Linked DNA regions of Homo sapiens: region 2 is linked to region 1. A link is an interaction called in ENCODE POLR2A ChIA-PET data of the cell type or tissue named here. Cell type or tissue: IMR-90. All regions are shown on one strand. Each heading gives the region's core, and the rest is flanking DNA. Links, peaks and the distances in the headings are about the cores only.

Region 1 (8,506 bases), core at 1,742-5,741:
CCAGGTATTTTATCTCCTTTGTAGCTGTTATAAATGTGATTGCCTTCTTGGCTATTTTTTCTTTCAGGTAGCTTGTTGTTTGTCCCTGCAGACTTTTAATACAGGCACGGATTTGTTGCCTTAGTCCTGTGGTGGTACAAAGTCTGGGATATTTCTAGGATAAACAAAACCATGTTGGGTGTGAGGTGCAGTACTGAGAGAGTCTTTTTTTTTTTTTTCAAGGCATGGTTAGGTGTAAGAAAGACTCCGGGTGGGGCAGGGCTGGGGGATTAGATACTTCAGTGCTCCTGCCACCCTCTGTAATATAATGATGGACTCTGAGGAATGGCACTTCTGGCTTTTCTGGTGTTGGTTTACCATCCTGATTCTTATTTCCTCTATGTTGATCTGAGTGCTTCTTTTCTGCTTTTGTTTCGCCTTTGATTTCTCAAACCTGACCCTACTTATCTGATGAGGTCTGACTATTCCAATTGGTACAAAAAAGTCCAGATACTACTATCATCCATGTTTACAGTCAGACCATGATCTGTTTTTCTACAAGCAGCGCAAAGGTCATAGATTGGAGCAACCCTTTGCCTTGTATTCCACATCACAAACTCCACACCTTTCCCACATTACAGAGAAGACTTTCTTTTCTTTTGGAATAGAGACAATTTGATGGCATACTTTTTCCCTTGCCCCAACACTTTTAGAACTATGTTTTAAGCCTAGCGGAATTCACATTTTAACTACAGTAATTGTGTGCAGCACAAATAATGTTGCTGTGGATGGAGTTATGCGATGGTCATAATTTGTCCTGAAAAGTGTCAGATTTATTAGAACTTTCCCTGTTTATCTGGATTGTTAGCTAATGTTTCTATAATGGCTTTAATTGATGCTTTCCCCATATGTGTTATGTTTTTGGTTCTTAAGTTCTAAGCATGAGGAAGGAATCATGTCCCCTTTCCTCTATCACCTCTTCCATAAGGAACACTCAGGGAACCTGCAATGTGACCACTACCTCCTGGATCTCCTTTTTTTGTTATGATCTAGTACATGCATTACAAAAAAAAAAGGTATCTAAGTAACAGTTACGTCTATCTTCACTTTGTGAATGCAAAATATGACACATAGAACTGAGAGCCATTTATGGAATTGGTTAAACAACTTTGAAAAAAGCTTCTGAGATGGAGACACAGAAAATAGCATAACTTTATTGCAGTTGCCATTTTATGTACATGGAGAGACTGACATTCAAATAGGCACTTCTATTTCACCGATTCAAATGTGCCAGGTTGTAATCATAGACATAACTACTACATGGTTCTTTCTCCTTTTATTTTTTTGACAAAAATTACAAGAAAAATGCCTTACTGTTAAGGGTAGCTTATAATGTAAGAAAATAAATTTTTAAAAAGGAATTGTCAATAAAATTTTTTAAGAATAAGAGACAACAGAATTTATGTAGTGGATATTGAAATAGTAATGTAAACTAAAAATAAATTTTCTTTTTAAAATACCCTCTGGGACTAGGCGATAATTACCCCAATCCATTTTCCCATGACCTCTTAAAAGAGGGGGTTGTAACACTTGAAATATTCACTCCCAAATGTTTAATTCATATACTGAGTGACATGCTATTGATAAATGTTCTTCTAACCACTTCTGGTGATCAGGCATAGAAGGAACCTATACAATGGCGTATTGACTGTGCTCCCCAATGCAGAACCTGATCTTGGTGCCTCTAAAGAACTTCTAACTTTGGGCTGCAATAATAAAATTGATATTTTATTTCTCTCTTAGGCTACTATAAAGTATTTCTATGATACTGAGTACTTTGTGCAATTTTCCCCACTGGTTAGATTTTAGACATGGATCAAGTGATGTTTTTATGTAGTTGATATTAAAAGTATATAAATATTATACACTCAAAGCATACCACTAACGTCATATTTCACCAATCATCAAGAACAATAATCAGAACCGACTAGGTTGCCATTATCAAGGACCCACTATTAGACGTGAATTTATAATGAACATATGCCTACCTGAATTATAATCAATTTTATATACAAATTTAAGTGTAGAAGCAAGACAACATAGATACTTCAAAGCAAAAATCTAGTTATGGTTGTGGTATTAATGTACCCATGGAAAAAAGACATAAATACCCTGGTAACTGTTATGGTGCCTGGCTTCTTTGTTCTTTGGTATTCCCAACTATAGTTAGCCATCATACTCATAGGTCAATGTACAAAGGCAGTCTTTAACACAAACATTTGGTGCATCCATGTCTGGTACTCAGTAAAAAGCATCTGATAAGAAATTTCTAGATGAATTTCACAATTGTGAAGACTCCAGAGCAAGAAGAAAAAACTCTGGGTAAATTGGTGAAAACTTAACCAAAATTATACTTTGTAAAAGTATCCTTTGTAAAAGCATTTACCCTTAAGGTTTTGAAATATTTTTGCAAGTTAAATGGTCATGTATAATTTTAATTAAGATTTTAAAAGAATTTTTCTGGTGTATTCTTGAATAAAACAAAATCCCTAATACTTGGAATATAGCTTGTGCTGATCATCATAACTCATTACTTTGGTGAATGAAGCACTCTAATAATAGTGTTAGGGTTTCAATGTATAACCAATTCAGCAAAAGATTTCACAGGCAACTCTAACAAGACTGCACAGTGAAGATGTACGTTTATCCTTTATTTAGAATGACAAAATCTTAAACATATCTTTCAATACTGTCCCTCTTTTTTTCACAAAGATACACTATATATCAGTAATCTGGACACCAAGTTATTTACAGCTATTATTTAGTACCATAGTAAGTAGTAATTTAAATACAAGGTAAAATCACCACATTGTCTTGTTTACTACTGATGTTAATTTTAAGCTGACATTCGATGCTCCCAAAAAAGGCAGCCTATGATTTGTTATCATTAAACTGTCAACTCTGCCTTGAGTTGGAAAAAGATTCACACTACACTTTTTACAGAATATCACTTTATTTTCTATCCGTCAAAAAAAAAAAAAAATCCAGAATCGTTTTAATTGTGTCTGTGCTATTTTTCTATTAACTGTTTCATGCATTTTTCCTGGCCTTTTAATTGCAGTTTAATAGTGGTCATTAACACATTAAGGGGTGTTAGAAGAACACTTGAAGTCCTCTTGACTTCTACCAAAGTTGACACTTCAATGTTAGAGTAATTTCAGCTATTCATTTATTTAATAGTGACCTATGCAAATGTAGAACCATGTCATTTTACAAATTGACTGTAATAATTAACTAGAAAGGCAGAGTAAAATGAAACAGGTTATAATTAGAATATAACTGCTACAGTATTACGTCAGCTAGAATAAAATAATCTCAAATGATTAAATTGGTTTCAATTATTAAGAATCAGTTTAATGTACCCACTGTTCTGATTTTTACATTTCTCTTTTTTGTGTGCATTAGATGTCACCTCATGCAATTTATGTATTTTATTCATCTTGGTAAAACAGGCATTACAGAAGTTTAATTAAGTAGTAAAAGACTTCACATTATTCTGCTGAATTCTAAATTAGTTGTAGAAACTAGTCAGAGTGCATGCTACAGACTATGCAGGATCATTTCAATTAACTGTATCTATTAAACCACCCAACATTCCCCTTACACAGTAAATATATGTAACATGTCACTAGCCATCAGAGTATGTATGTAACCACATAATTATCATTACTTCCCCAATTGGATCTTGGATGCATCATCTTCATCTATATCACTATTTTTTAACATAGTAACTGAGCCATCTTTCCAAAACCCCAAGAATTCTCTATATTCATGACTCAGAGACACTTGGAGGCAGGGTGTGTGACACATGTAATAGCAGAGAGAACCCCCACTCAGAAGGGCTTTGTACTTGGTTCTATCTTCTGCTCTTACTGTACTCTTAAAATTCTTAAAATTGATGAATAAGAAACCCTGCATTTTCATTTTACACTAGGCCCTACAAATTATGCAGCCACTTCTGCCCAAGAAATCTAATAGAGATACCTAACGACTTACTCCTTTTTGGTCAAATATTAAACATTTTACTAATCATTTACCTGATTGTTAGAGATTAACTCTCTCTGAAGTTTAACTCAGAAAATTTTCCTAAGAGGGCAGTGTGGATAAAGAGGGCATCTGTCTAGCTAGTTAAAATTGGCCAACAACCTTGGCAATCAGTGGAGCCCACATAATCACAGCCGGATCATTTTCTTGTACATACACTATGTTTTAATCAACATCTTCATATCCCAGTATTGGTTGACTTATTCATTTCTTAGCAAAACAAGAAAGTTCTGTAACAATAGTGCTAAAGTCAAAAGAGTATTTGAAATATGTTCAGATCATATGACTACCTGTGTCACTGTTGAGACAAACTGGTTTCTAGTCAATACATATCTCAAATTTCTGAAATATCTTTCCTCTCATAAGAATCTAAGGTGATATCTTGGTGGTTATAAATCCAATTAACAAAGAGAAACCCTGGAATCCTCAACATTTGGTTATTCTTGTCTCAAAATCTGAATTTTTATATATACCTAAATACTTTTTCTATAAGGGTATGTTTTGATATCATGTTTCTCTCTTCTATTACATCTTCATTTATTCTAGTTTATTCTGACAGCTTTAACACTTTGATCAGTAATTCTGGAAGTACAATCAAGGAACTTCATGTCTCATGATCAACTAGAGTACTAGTTAAAAATGTAAATCACGGCCGGGCACGGTGGCTCACACCTGTAATCCCAGCACTTTGGGAGGCCAAGGCGGGCGGATCATGAGGTCAAGAGATCGAGACCATCCTGGCCAACATGGTGAAACCCAATCTCTACTAAAAATACAAAAATTAGCTGGGCATGGTAGCATGCGCCTGTAGTCCCAGTTACTTGGGAGGCTGAGGCAGGAGAATCACTTGAACCTGGGAGGGGGAGGTTGCAGTGAGCTGAGATTGCGCCACTGTACTCCATGCACTCCAGCCTGGCAACAGAGTGAGACTCCATCGCAAAAACAAACAGACAAACAAACAAACAAACAAACAAGCAAATCACTACTAAATCAAAGTATTATTAATTTTTTCACTTTTGTATAAGTTTTTTTTTTTGTTGTTGTTAGTTTAGAAGTTTCTTGGGTACATATTAGTACTGTCCCATAACCTGGCGGGATAGTTAGCATGCACATCTGGCTTCTGTGCCACGAAGAACTCTCGTTACAACACCAAGACAGAGATTGACAAGCATAAAGGCAAAGTCCTTTTACTTTTTCTAACGCAGTATTACTCCATTCCTTGCTGGAGTCCAAGGATACTTCCAATAGTTAGAACTCATAGTCCATAACCTTCCCACCCATGTTAGAATAAATGAAACTTTCAGCCCATTTTAATGCTGAATAAAGCGAGATTTTAAAAAGTAGACAAAATCATATGGGTGATTTCTATGAGTTTAGAGAACTATAAATAAGCTATCAGAAAATGATAATCTGGTATCTGGATATTCTGTGAAACAGTTTTAAGAACTAAGGGTGACACAGAACTAACTAAACATTCCAGAGATTGGGTGAAAATTAGCATATATCTCTTATACGGGTTTTAAAAAATTTATCCCCAAAGATTTTACACTTGATCTTAGCCAAAGGCCAAAAAGCAACTGTCCCCAAAGATTTTAATTTTGATTTATAAGTTATAAATCTGGAGAAAACCTCAAACACAATCCAAAATCAAACTGATTCATGAAAATAGTGTCCTAAGAACTTAGATCCCATTGTCAAATAAATTGACTTACTTTTACTATACTTGGAGACCAAAACATTGTCTGTCACCTGCACTATTGTAATTGGCCAATTCAATCAAATACATCAATTCAAAAATTTTTAACAGTAACCCTTCCCACCTTTTAACAATCATGCAAAAAATAACTTATCCAAACTGGTTTTATGACTGATTTAATTATTCTTTTATCTGTTCAGGCTGAATACTGATTCAAAAATACAATATACTCAGGGCATCATGAGGTCAAACTGGTAAAAAGAGAAAATACTTATTCTAAAAAGAATAGCAATAATTAAAAAAAACAGAATTTGAAAGAATGCCTTGAGCTTCAAAACCACTTCTATTTTTTCCAAATGGAATTAGAGTTCTTTATTATAATGTAATTGTAATTAATATTGTGCAGTTGTAATAATATAATTATTATTAATTACATTTTCTAAATGTAATTAAAATCCATTGCTTGGAACAAAGGCAATCACTGGATTACAATTATCTGTATTTCTAAAAGAAACAATTAATATGGCAGGTTTCTGTTACATAGTACAAATAACCAGATACTGTGTGTCTTATAATTATTAATTCATATACCTGGAACAATAGTAAACACAGGTAATATATGCATATTTTATTCTAGAAGGCAATATTTAAAAATCTGCTTTTAATATATTTGTAATTTAGTTTGTGATAAAAAACACTGTACATTTAGATTCATTTCTATATTTATGTGTGACATCTTGAATGACACTTATTTAACTTTTCAGAACCATATATATCATAATATATCACAAACAGCATCATTAACATTTCAAATAGGGGTTACTTCTGTATTCATAAGTTAGAATTTAATAGTAGATTAAATATAATTGCACACACATACTCATAATAGTGTTACAGAGTTGTCAATTAAATGTTATTAACAGGAGGTTAAATTTTCCATGAGTTCAGAGACAACGTTGAGTTTCAAATTCCAAGGTTTACACTAATATCACTCATATGATTTAGTCTACTTTTTAAAATCTTGCTTTATTCAGCATTAAAATGGGCTGAAAGTCTCATTTATTCTAACACGGGTGGGAAGATTATGGACTATCTTCAAGATTAATATCAAATGGTAAAAGATTGTTACTTTGAATTGCTGACAGAATACTTCATTTTTTGTTTCCATAATAGCTGATATAAATAACTGGGCCCCCCAAAAAAATGAGAAAGAAGACAAACTAAAGAGCAGGCAGTCTTTTTTCATAATACCTTCTCTAGCTTTCACTGTGGCTGACTGTCTTTTAATGATTCTCTATTCAGGTGTTAGCTCTTAATGAAGCTATTATTGTAGAAAATATATTCATATTGATGGAGGGCCAAAAAGCCTTCTCGCTTCAGGTTTCATTTTTTTTTAATTAAGAACTAAAGAAAAAAGATATCTTAAACAAATCTAACCTGACTAAAGCTTCAGTCTTGGCATAATGCTGTATAAAGGGAAAGGATCCAATAACCAAAAACCTAAAAATAATTATTTAAAATCTTCATTCTGTGTCTCCAAATGGCAAAGGGAAAAATGAATTATTGACATTTGGTAAAGGTATAGAAAATTTTCTCTCCTTGTTGCTTCCCCTATTAATTTACTTCACAGGTATGCCAACTGCTCTCAGAAACCTTTCTATTGGCCGGGTGTGGTGGCTCATGCCTGTAATCCCAGCACTTTGGGAGGCCGAGGCAGACAGATCACAAGGTCAGGAGTTAGAGACCAGCCTGGCCAATATGGTGAAACCCTGTCTCCACAAAAAATGCAAAAATTAGCTGGCTGTGGTGGCTTGCACCTGTAGTCCCAGCTACTTGGGAGGCTGAGGCAGAAGAATTGCTTGAACCCGGGAGGCAGAGGTTGCAGTGAGATGAGATAGTGCCACTGCACTCCAGCCTGGGTGACAGAGTGAGACTGTGTCAAAAAAAAGAAGAAAGAAAGAAAGAAAGAAAGAAAGAAAGAAAGAAAGAAAGAAAGAAAGGAAGGAAGGAAGGAAGGAAGGAAGGAAGGAAGGAAGGAAGGAAGGAAGGAAGGAAGGAAGAGAAACCTTTCTGTCTCTAAGTTTTGACTGGCGCACCATCCAGCCCAATGCAGCTGTAACAGTAACTTCCTACCCACTCACTCTATTATGTAGATTATACAGATCAATTTCATCTTTACGGGTTGCCCCCCTTCAGAGTCATTACATTATACAAATTCTCCACGACAAAAAAATATCCAAAGAACTCACCCAGTCAAAGAAAATCCTATTTCTTTTTTTTTTTTTTTTTTTTTTTTTTTTGAGACGGAGTCTCGCTGTCGCCCAGGCTGGAGTGCAGTGGCGCAATCTCGGCTCACTGCAGCCTCCGCCCCCTGGGGTTCACGCCATTCTCCTGCCTCAGCCTCCCGAGTAGCTGGGACTACAGGCGCCCGCCACCTCGCCCGGCTAATTTTTTGTATTTTCAGTAGAGACGGGGTTTCACCGTGTTAGCCAGGATGGTCTCGATCTCCTGACCTCGTGATCCGCCCGTCTCGGCCTCCCAAAGTGCTGGGATTACAGGCGTGAGCCACCGCGCCCGGCCAAAATCCTATTTCTTAAAGGTGGTGGTGGCGGTGGAGGAAGGGAGTGGTTAGTTGTGAATAACATGTAAATAAGTTCATCTACATAAGAATTTTCCTGCTGGTTGATAAATATTTTATAGCTCCACAAAAAGTGCCCCAGATATTTA
Region 2 (8,506 bases), core at 2,048-6,047, 310 kb after region 1:
AATATATACAATAAAATAAATTAAAAGAAAATCTAACCAGTCCCAGAAAAGATTTTTTATCTTTCACTCCCACCCCAATTCAATAGCCTACTCCTGGCAAATGAACCCCAAAAATTTAAAAAAAAAGAAAAATATATAACATTCTTTCCCACAACCTATTGATCATGAACTATTGCCCTGTAGCCAATGCCTAATAAATAAACATTTTTAAATTAATCTAGGGCTGGAATTCCGCTCACCAAAAATGCTATAGGACTGAAACCTTGTGGTTTATTAGATGTCTTCCATTACACATGTGTCCAGTGTTTAGAAATCCTTTGTTTTATATGTTCTAATTGATTTAACTTAAATTTAAATACATTTATAAGTTAAAAAAAGTGAAGACTTCATAGAAAATGTTGAATACTGTTTAGCATTTTTTTTTTGGCAAAAAATTAGTTCTAGCCAACCATTAAAATTCAGAATACAATAATGGCAAATAGAGAGCCGAAGGCAAAATCATAGCAAAGAATGACCAAAGTATTAGGAGGAGAGTTTGCAGCAAATAGCAGTCATAGAAAGCACGCAAATTTTTAGCCACTGTCAATCATTAAAATTAATGGAAAACTCATAGCAACTGCTAATAATTGACATCAATGGAGAATTGATAGCACATGCTGATCAGCAATGTTAATGGAAAAATTCTTACTCCAAACTGCTCATTTTCAGATGTCATCTCAGAATAGCAAAAAGCTGTAAGTGTGAGTTTTGACTTGTATGTTGACATTTTTCATTTCTTTGAATTAATCACATGTATGTGATATGAAATAGGCACAGCCTATTGTGGCAACAGGAGTTTAATTATGACTCCAAATGTATTTGCAAAAGTGTATTTCTTCTGACTTTGGTGCCTCGAAAATGGAAGTGATCACCTGCTGATTATGCACAGGATCCCTGAGAGCTGTCTAACATGATAATCTAGTGTGCAGATTTGGAATTGTAAAAGGCCCCTTTTCTTCTTAGCGAATACCAAATGCCACTGGTTTTCTCAGTGCATAAAGAAATCAACACTCTTACAGATAATAGGTACTATGAAAATGTAACCGTTTCTGTACTCTTTCTAAGTAAACAAGGAGCTTTTTTACACCTGATCATAGCCTCACATTTATTTCTGTTATTTCAAATTTGTGGGTTCAATTATTAGATAGATTGTTCAGGATAAGATATCCATGTACACAATTACCATTCAGGTAATATCAGTTAGTTCTCCAGGAACTGTGTGCAAACATGGAAGCAGAACTGATGGCATACAATTAGGTATTATTTGCCATCAATCTTTCTACTGTAATCACAGAGGTTCATTTTTACCTAAGTATTCCTGTACCTCCAGGTTCTGCACATTAGTCTCTCCCAACTTCCCTATTATTCAACCCCCTGTCCTTCTTGAGCACCCCAAACTCGTCTGCAATGCTCAGCCCCATTCCCACCTCTGTTATGAGACATTTTCTGATTATCTCTTGATTTCACTTATTTGCATAAGCAAGCACTCACTGTGTATTGCAGATTTAATACTCATCGTGTCCTGTATTACTTGACACATAGTTATTTAAATCTTAATCAGTCCAATCTATATCTCACAATTAGATAGTGAACTCCTTTTAACAAAAGGAGTCTCTTATTTATCTTGCTCACAGTGCATAAGCCTCAGTGGCTTATACAAAAGAAAACAGCATTGAGAAAAATAAATGAGAGGAACATTGGAACTAGAGTCAGAATGTCTAGGTCTAATTATCAGATGTGCCTTTAAAAACCCTGAGAACTTTCCCAAGTTACCTGATCCCCATGAGCATCAGTTTTCTCATCCAGTGAAATGGGAGAATTCCTGGTCTGTTAACTTCACATACGGTTGTCAGAAGCAAACATAATCACGTATGTGAACGGGAATTGAAAATATATCTCTTTATTGTAATAAGTGCTTAATATAGATTTGAGCATTGAAAACAACAGTTTTTAGCTTCTTTTGTGGGAAGACTGAACAGAAATTCTCCAAAATATGTAAGCTTGAAAAATAATATCATACAATGTTATAAGTAAAGGGAAAATCGAGCGTGAGGGTAGTGGGAGAGAGTCCCAAATCAAGCCTAAAACCTAACATGAGAAAGATAGTCTATAGCTCTGGATCCTGACATAGCTTGAGCTCAATAAGACCAGCATTTAATACCAAACAAGCTAGTTTAAGTGTAAAATTATCTTCGAGAGCCGGTATGATGTCAGAATCTCATTAGTTGCTCTAATGAAAGATAAATTCTTGTCCTCAAGAAATTTCACTGTAAACAGATTAGTCTTCCTGTTCTTTTTTAAATCTAAGGTAAAGATTTATGAACTAGAACATGTGAAACAGTTTAGATTATAAACTTATGAAATCTCAACCTTAAGTTTATTTTATTTTGACTTCAAGACAAACATAAGAATAGCCATGAAGACTCCAGCTTTACTTGTGTATACGTGTAGAATTTCCCATAATGAAACATTAAAAAATAAAAAAGACTTCAGTTCATATACCATTTGAAATGATAAAATTTGGATTAATTATTGATTCAATGAAAGTCACAAATAACAGCAAGTAAAAGTGAAAACATTAGCCTTTTCTGAATAAGGTACAAATCATCTTGTATTTATCTTTTACTTCTGATTTTATAAATAATATGATAAAAAGAAAAAAAGAAAAGCAAGAGAATAATTTTTTGATATGTAGAATAGCACAGATGGAGAAATATGTAGGGCTTGACAAAAATTTGACTAACTTCTAATATCAGATGGGGTATAAAATGAGTGAAATGCTAATTTAAAATGAGTGGAGTAGATATGGTAAGTGGGAGAAAGAACATCTGTAAACAATCGAATTCAAACTTTTGAAATACGACATGCCATACAATCACTTCCATTACCAAATACCTGTAAACGTTGGAAAGACCTTTGCAAGCAAAGAATCAAATGAACAAAAATCCATGGCTGAAAAGATTAAAATTTAAAAAAAGAAAATCACCAAGAACCAAAAATGAGAAGAAACAGCAAATTAGAATTGATAATGTGGCTGTTTTTGGAGGATATTTTGCACAAGGTAATCCAGAGGCTTGACTTTTAATGTTCAGAAAAGGACAGCAACAAAACCTTAGGCTTGCAAAAGTTAAAATATGATGATCAAGACCCCTTGCACTAAATCCCAAAAGTCTACATGCCTAATAAAATGGTGAATTGGGGGAAAAAAATCAACACAAGGAGACCACAAGAATTCTCTATTTCAAACCGGGCTTGAATGAAACAAAAATATTTCCCTGAGAATGTTATCATAGAACTGTATCTCTCATGACTGTGGAGATAGATTTTATATTACCTGCATGGTATCCAAATCCCTAAGCTTAAACATTTACATAAAAATTGCACGAGGGCCCTGCTGAAACCCTAGTATAGCTAGCAGAAGCAACCAAATTACCTTTTGGAAAAACATGGCTTCACTTCATGAATACTCCATTGAATATACACTCACAACCTGAAATTACAAAACATCTGAGAGTACAACAGTAGACGTCACCCACAGTAGAATTAGACTCCAAACAACTTAATATAACTACTAGGAAAATGCTATAAAAATTAGTATAACATAAATGAAGTCCTAAAAGTAATCAAACCACAAGAAAGGATTAAGACTACCTACATAGAACACACAGATGTTTTAAATAATCAACTCAAATTTTTGGAAAAAACAAACATAGCGACTTGAAAATTCAATGCATACATTAACAACAGACTGGACACAAGGAGATAAATTATATACGAAAATATTACTGAGCACATTTCTCAGAATGCAGCACTGAGAAATAAAAAGATAGAAAAATTCAAGGAGAAGTTAAAACATAGGGGTGCAAATTGAAGTGCAGTGTAAACATAAATGTACTTCTTGAAGGAGAAAATAGCAGATATTGACATTATCCTTATTCTGAGGCAATGACAGAAGTTTTTACCCAATTAAAAAGGACTCCTCATACTTGAGAAATGTAAGTCATAAGGAATATAGATGAAAATAAATATACATCATAATGAAATTTGAGAATGAAAAATTTAAAGAGTAGATCTGCAGAATAAGACTATTTACCACCTATAGATCCTTGATTTAAGAATTTCTAAAGATGAATTATGGAAGAAAGGAAGCTGTAACAAAGACTTGGGATTTTATTCTGATTGTCACTGGACAGCATTGTAATGTTTTAAAGAAGAGAATGAATGATGTAATTTTAACTTATATTTTTAAAATATTGCTCTGAATTCTATACGCCTAATGAATTATAAGAGCAGGAAGAGCAGCTACAAAGCAATTGCAGAAATCCTAGATGGGAAACAATAGTCGGTGGTAGTAATGGGAGAAGTACTCAGAGATGGAACAAGTCTTGCTGAAGGATTGGAAGTCATGTCTGAGCAAAGTGTTGAGTCAAGCATGACTCATAGGTTTCTGGCCTGAGCAACTGAGTTCATTGTGCTGCCTTTCATAAAGACCGAGGAGAAGCAGAGCTGGAAGAGGGGAAAAATCGAGACTTTTTAGCACTTTATTGAGGGCCTCTGATGCACAGATTTCTTAGCACTGAAATATGTACTAACTCGTTCAAACTTCACTACAACCCTGGAGGAAGGAAGTGGTATTACATTCCCTTTAAAGATAAGTAAACTGAGGTCTAGAGAAGTTAACTCCCTTGCTGAACATCGCACAGCTGTTTGACTTCAAAGTTCATACTCCCAAGCATTGCTCTCACCTGCCTCTTAGGATGTCTCTTTCAAGCTGAGATGTATATTTATGCTATCAACCACAAAGAAAGAATAGGTTTTTGAAAATGTAATGATGAAGTATGATATGGTTTGGCTGTGTCTCAACCCAAATCTCATCTTGAATTATAATTCCTACAATTCCCACTTGTCATGGGAAGAACCCAGTGGAAGGTGATTGAATTATGAGGGTGGGTCTTTCCTGTGCTGTTGTCATGATAATGAATGAGTCTCACAAGGTCTGATGATTTTAAAAATGGGAGTTCCCTGCACAAGGTCTCTTTTAGCTGCTGCCATCCATGCAAGATGTGACTTGCTCCTCCTTGCCTTTCACCTTCCGCTATGATTGTGAGGCCTCATGGAACTGTAAGTCCAATAAACATTTCTTTTGTAAATTGCCCAGTCTCCTCAAGTATGTCTTTATCAGCAATGTGAAAACAAACTAATACAAAGTACAAAAAAAAAAAAGAGCTGGAGCAGTGGCTGTCAACTTTTTGTATGTTCTTGGACCATTCTAGAAATGTAAAACTTTTGGCATCAAACTTGAAGAGAATGAAATTAAAGCAATATAACCATCCTACGGCACAGGGGTGTCTCATACTACTAATGAAAGCATCCAAAAGCAGAGAATGTTCCCTTGATCGTCCTTCAGAACTGTGCACAAAAGCATAACCTTTTATTGCCCTGGACATTCCTAAGTCTCTGTGAATGAGGCAGGAAGGAAGGGGACACTGATGTCAGGCTGACTTCCCAGCAAGTTGATCAGAATATAAGCTCCATGAGGGCAGAGATTTTTCTGTTTTGTTTCCAATAGATTCCCAATACCTACAACATCATCTCAAGTATAACAAGTACTTAACAAATATTAATGGTATGAATGTTTGAAAGTTGTACCCTGCTCCAATCCCAAATGCCTGATTGCTCTCAAAAGTCTCACAAAATATTCTATTTAAAACAAGCACACAAAAAAACTCAACAATAGCAAATGCAAATTATGTACATTAATCAAAATTCACAGAACCTGTGAAGGTTGGAGCATTCTTGAGTAGTAACAGGATAGATAAACATCATCAAGCTAAGACATTGCCTTTACCATACACAAAACCCATAAGCTGTAGGTTTTGAGGCAATGATCAGTCTATGCTTAAGAAGGCTTCAGAGAACGTAGTGTCCTTGATTTACAGCCAGTGTTTGATTTAAAATAAAAGACATAGATGGATGGCAGGAAGAGGAATGAGAGATAGGAGAGTTTGGTTTTAATGAACTAATAATTTCAGAAAGGTCCATAGAAAATAGTCACTGGAAGGAGGTCAGTAGTAAAAGGAAAAAAAATAATAAGGAATTAAACAGTTGTAGGAGGGGTTTTATCAGTACATTATATGATAGCTAGCCAGGAGGTTTGCACTTGAAAAGGTAGCCAAAGATGACAGATTTAAGGAACATGGTTGTGATGATTTTTCCCTGAAGCTGGTAGTTTGAAGAAACTGAATTGTTTACAGTTCCTGATGATGTTAGCCCCAGTCTTATTGCTCTGCACTCGGTAGGGCATGTCCCTGAGAAGTTCTCCTGGCATCTGTTGAAGGCAATTCTACCTATCCATGATATTTTTCATGTGTATTGGAGGATATAGTACCAGTCCCTCACATTCTGAACTTTCACCTTGGGAGAAGATTACTTGGATTCCAGAATTCTCTACTCTAAATCTAACCACGTGACCAGAATTTTCTAGGAGGCATAAGGCTCTCAGGGCTGTAACTTGAGTTGTTTTTTTAGATCCAGGAGAAAACGCACATTGGAGAGAGTTCTACACAGATGGTTAGAGATGAGATTTGCAGGAGCCCATATGCCGCCTACCTGGCGGAGTTATAGCAGCATGTGGTGATGACAAGTTTTAAGTCTTATAAATGGGAGGCCCTGAAGGGGTTTTGAAAGAATTTTCCTCCAGTGGCTGAGGACAGGATTGAGTGAGACCCAGGTTGCTTCCATTTAGGAGGAGTCGCATTGGTTCAAGATGGCTAGAAAAATGAAGATATGTTCTTCAACTCCCCTTATGAAGTCTTAAAGAGTAAAAATTGCAGAGTACTATATTATTACATATCATCATCCCAACCATTGTAAGAAAACTGCATTTCTTATTTTCTAATGCTGAACAAATTTGGCCTTCTCCATAGTCATTTCTTAATCTTCAGTGATATGAACACTGTTCTGTGTAAGAAAAAAATCAACAACTGGTATCTCCCCATAGATGGTGTTTAGATTCCGACTTTCTTAGGAATAAGAATGTAGGTAATTGTGTGATGGGGTAGGTGGGTGTATGTGGGGACAGTGTGTAAGCACGGGTATATTTATATAATGTTCTCAGTTCATGGTTTTATTTCTTTAAGTTTTAAGAAAATAGAAAACAACAGTAAACAGTAATTGTTTAAATGGCAATGGCATTTTAACTAACATTTTTTTCTGTTCACAGATGTTGAGACACTATAAGGAAAGAATAACATTCAACCTTTCTAAAGAAATGAACCAAGTTTTTCTATCACTACTTTTTACGTTGGTTCCACGCGGGTGGTCTTTTATTTCACAGGGCATATTAATCTCCTGTTATATGTAACAACCACTACTGTGTGTCATCTCAGTGCAGTACAATAAAGTGACTCCAGAGTTTCCCTCCAAACTTAGTGACCAGGCTTCTCTTACTGTGACAAATGTTTATAGATTCTTCTAATTACACGTCTGGTTTAAAGCTAAGATACCAAGAGAATACAGTTCTCTTTTGTAAAGTTCCCAAGGTTTTTCTATAATAATCAATTACCATAATGAGTTTTTTTAAAGCTTCCATTCATCATTTTCTTAAAATACATAAACTACCCCGGATAAAGATAAATAGCCATAGCCAGCATACCCTGAGGCACTCTACGAAAGGCCTCCTTTAAATCAAAATCAACTGGAAAACATGTTGGGTTTTATTTCAAAGTCAATCCTGCTTAAGTCAAAAAAATTGTGTACAACAACAACAACAAAAAAAAAAGGAGTAAAAGAAAACCCTTGACAAGTCAGCTTCATAAGAGGACACAAGACAATACATCATTATCACAATTATCTCTGTAGCTCACATGTATTTGTTAAATGGGTCTCGCCAGCTAGCTCTTGTGCCATTAAAGCTAGGAACTAAATCTCTATGTGGGCCTTTCCTTACCTATTAACTTATTAGCTCCTTCTGTTCCTAGGAAAGCAGCACCCAAACTGGGAGTTATTTGGCACGTCTCTATCTAAACCAGGACTTTTCAACCTTGACACTATTGCAATTTGGGGATGTACAATTCTTTGTTGTATGAAGCTACTTTGTTCATTGTAGGATGTTTAGCAGCATCTCTTGCCTCTATCCACCAAATGCCAATTGCAGACACCTCCCTCCCCCAAATTATGACAACTAAAGATGTCTAGACATTGACAGGTGTCCCAGGGTGGGTGGGGCAAATGTCCCCTCCTGTTTGAGAACAACTACTCCGAACTTCCCACAAATATTAAATGTGAGAGGATTCAGTAAGACACTCTGATAGCATAAAAATGGCATAAAATTGAGAAAACTAAGGTAAGGAATAGCAAGGTTATTTAGCTGGTTGGATCATAGAAAGGATGAAATAGGAGAAATTTGGGTTATGATGGAAGAGAGAACAATAATGGCATGGAAAGATTTCCTATGTTATTTAAGCAA

Evidence for each region. ChIA-PET counts read pairs that join two places held together with the same protein. Peaks named below come from ENCODE experiments on the same cell type or tissue, not always from the same donor. Only the 100,000 strongest peaks of a DNase experiment are listed, where the experiment ranks them.
Region 2: POLR2A ChIA-PET joins it to region 1 with 6 read pairs; 1 of 35 experiments calls an interaction of 5 or more read pairs at or near these places.

What each region holds. Positions count from the first base shown.
Region 1 is chr7:115,650,451-115,658,956 of GRCh38, reverse strand. No RefSeq gene overlaps it. Among named protein-coding and RNA genes, the nearest start is that of SNORA25B, 73 kb to the right of the region's middle. In IMR-90, for the core only: no CTCF peak of the experiment used is centred there; a DNase peak (open chromatin) is centred at 3,826.
Region 2 is chr7:115,337,120-115,345,625 of GRCh38, reverse strand. No RefSeq gene overlaps it. Among named protein-coding and RNA genes, the nearest start is that of LINC01392, 110 kb to the right of the region's middle. In IMR-90, for the core only: no CTCF peak of the experiment used is centred there; a DNase peak (open chromatin) is centred at 4,475.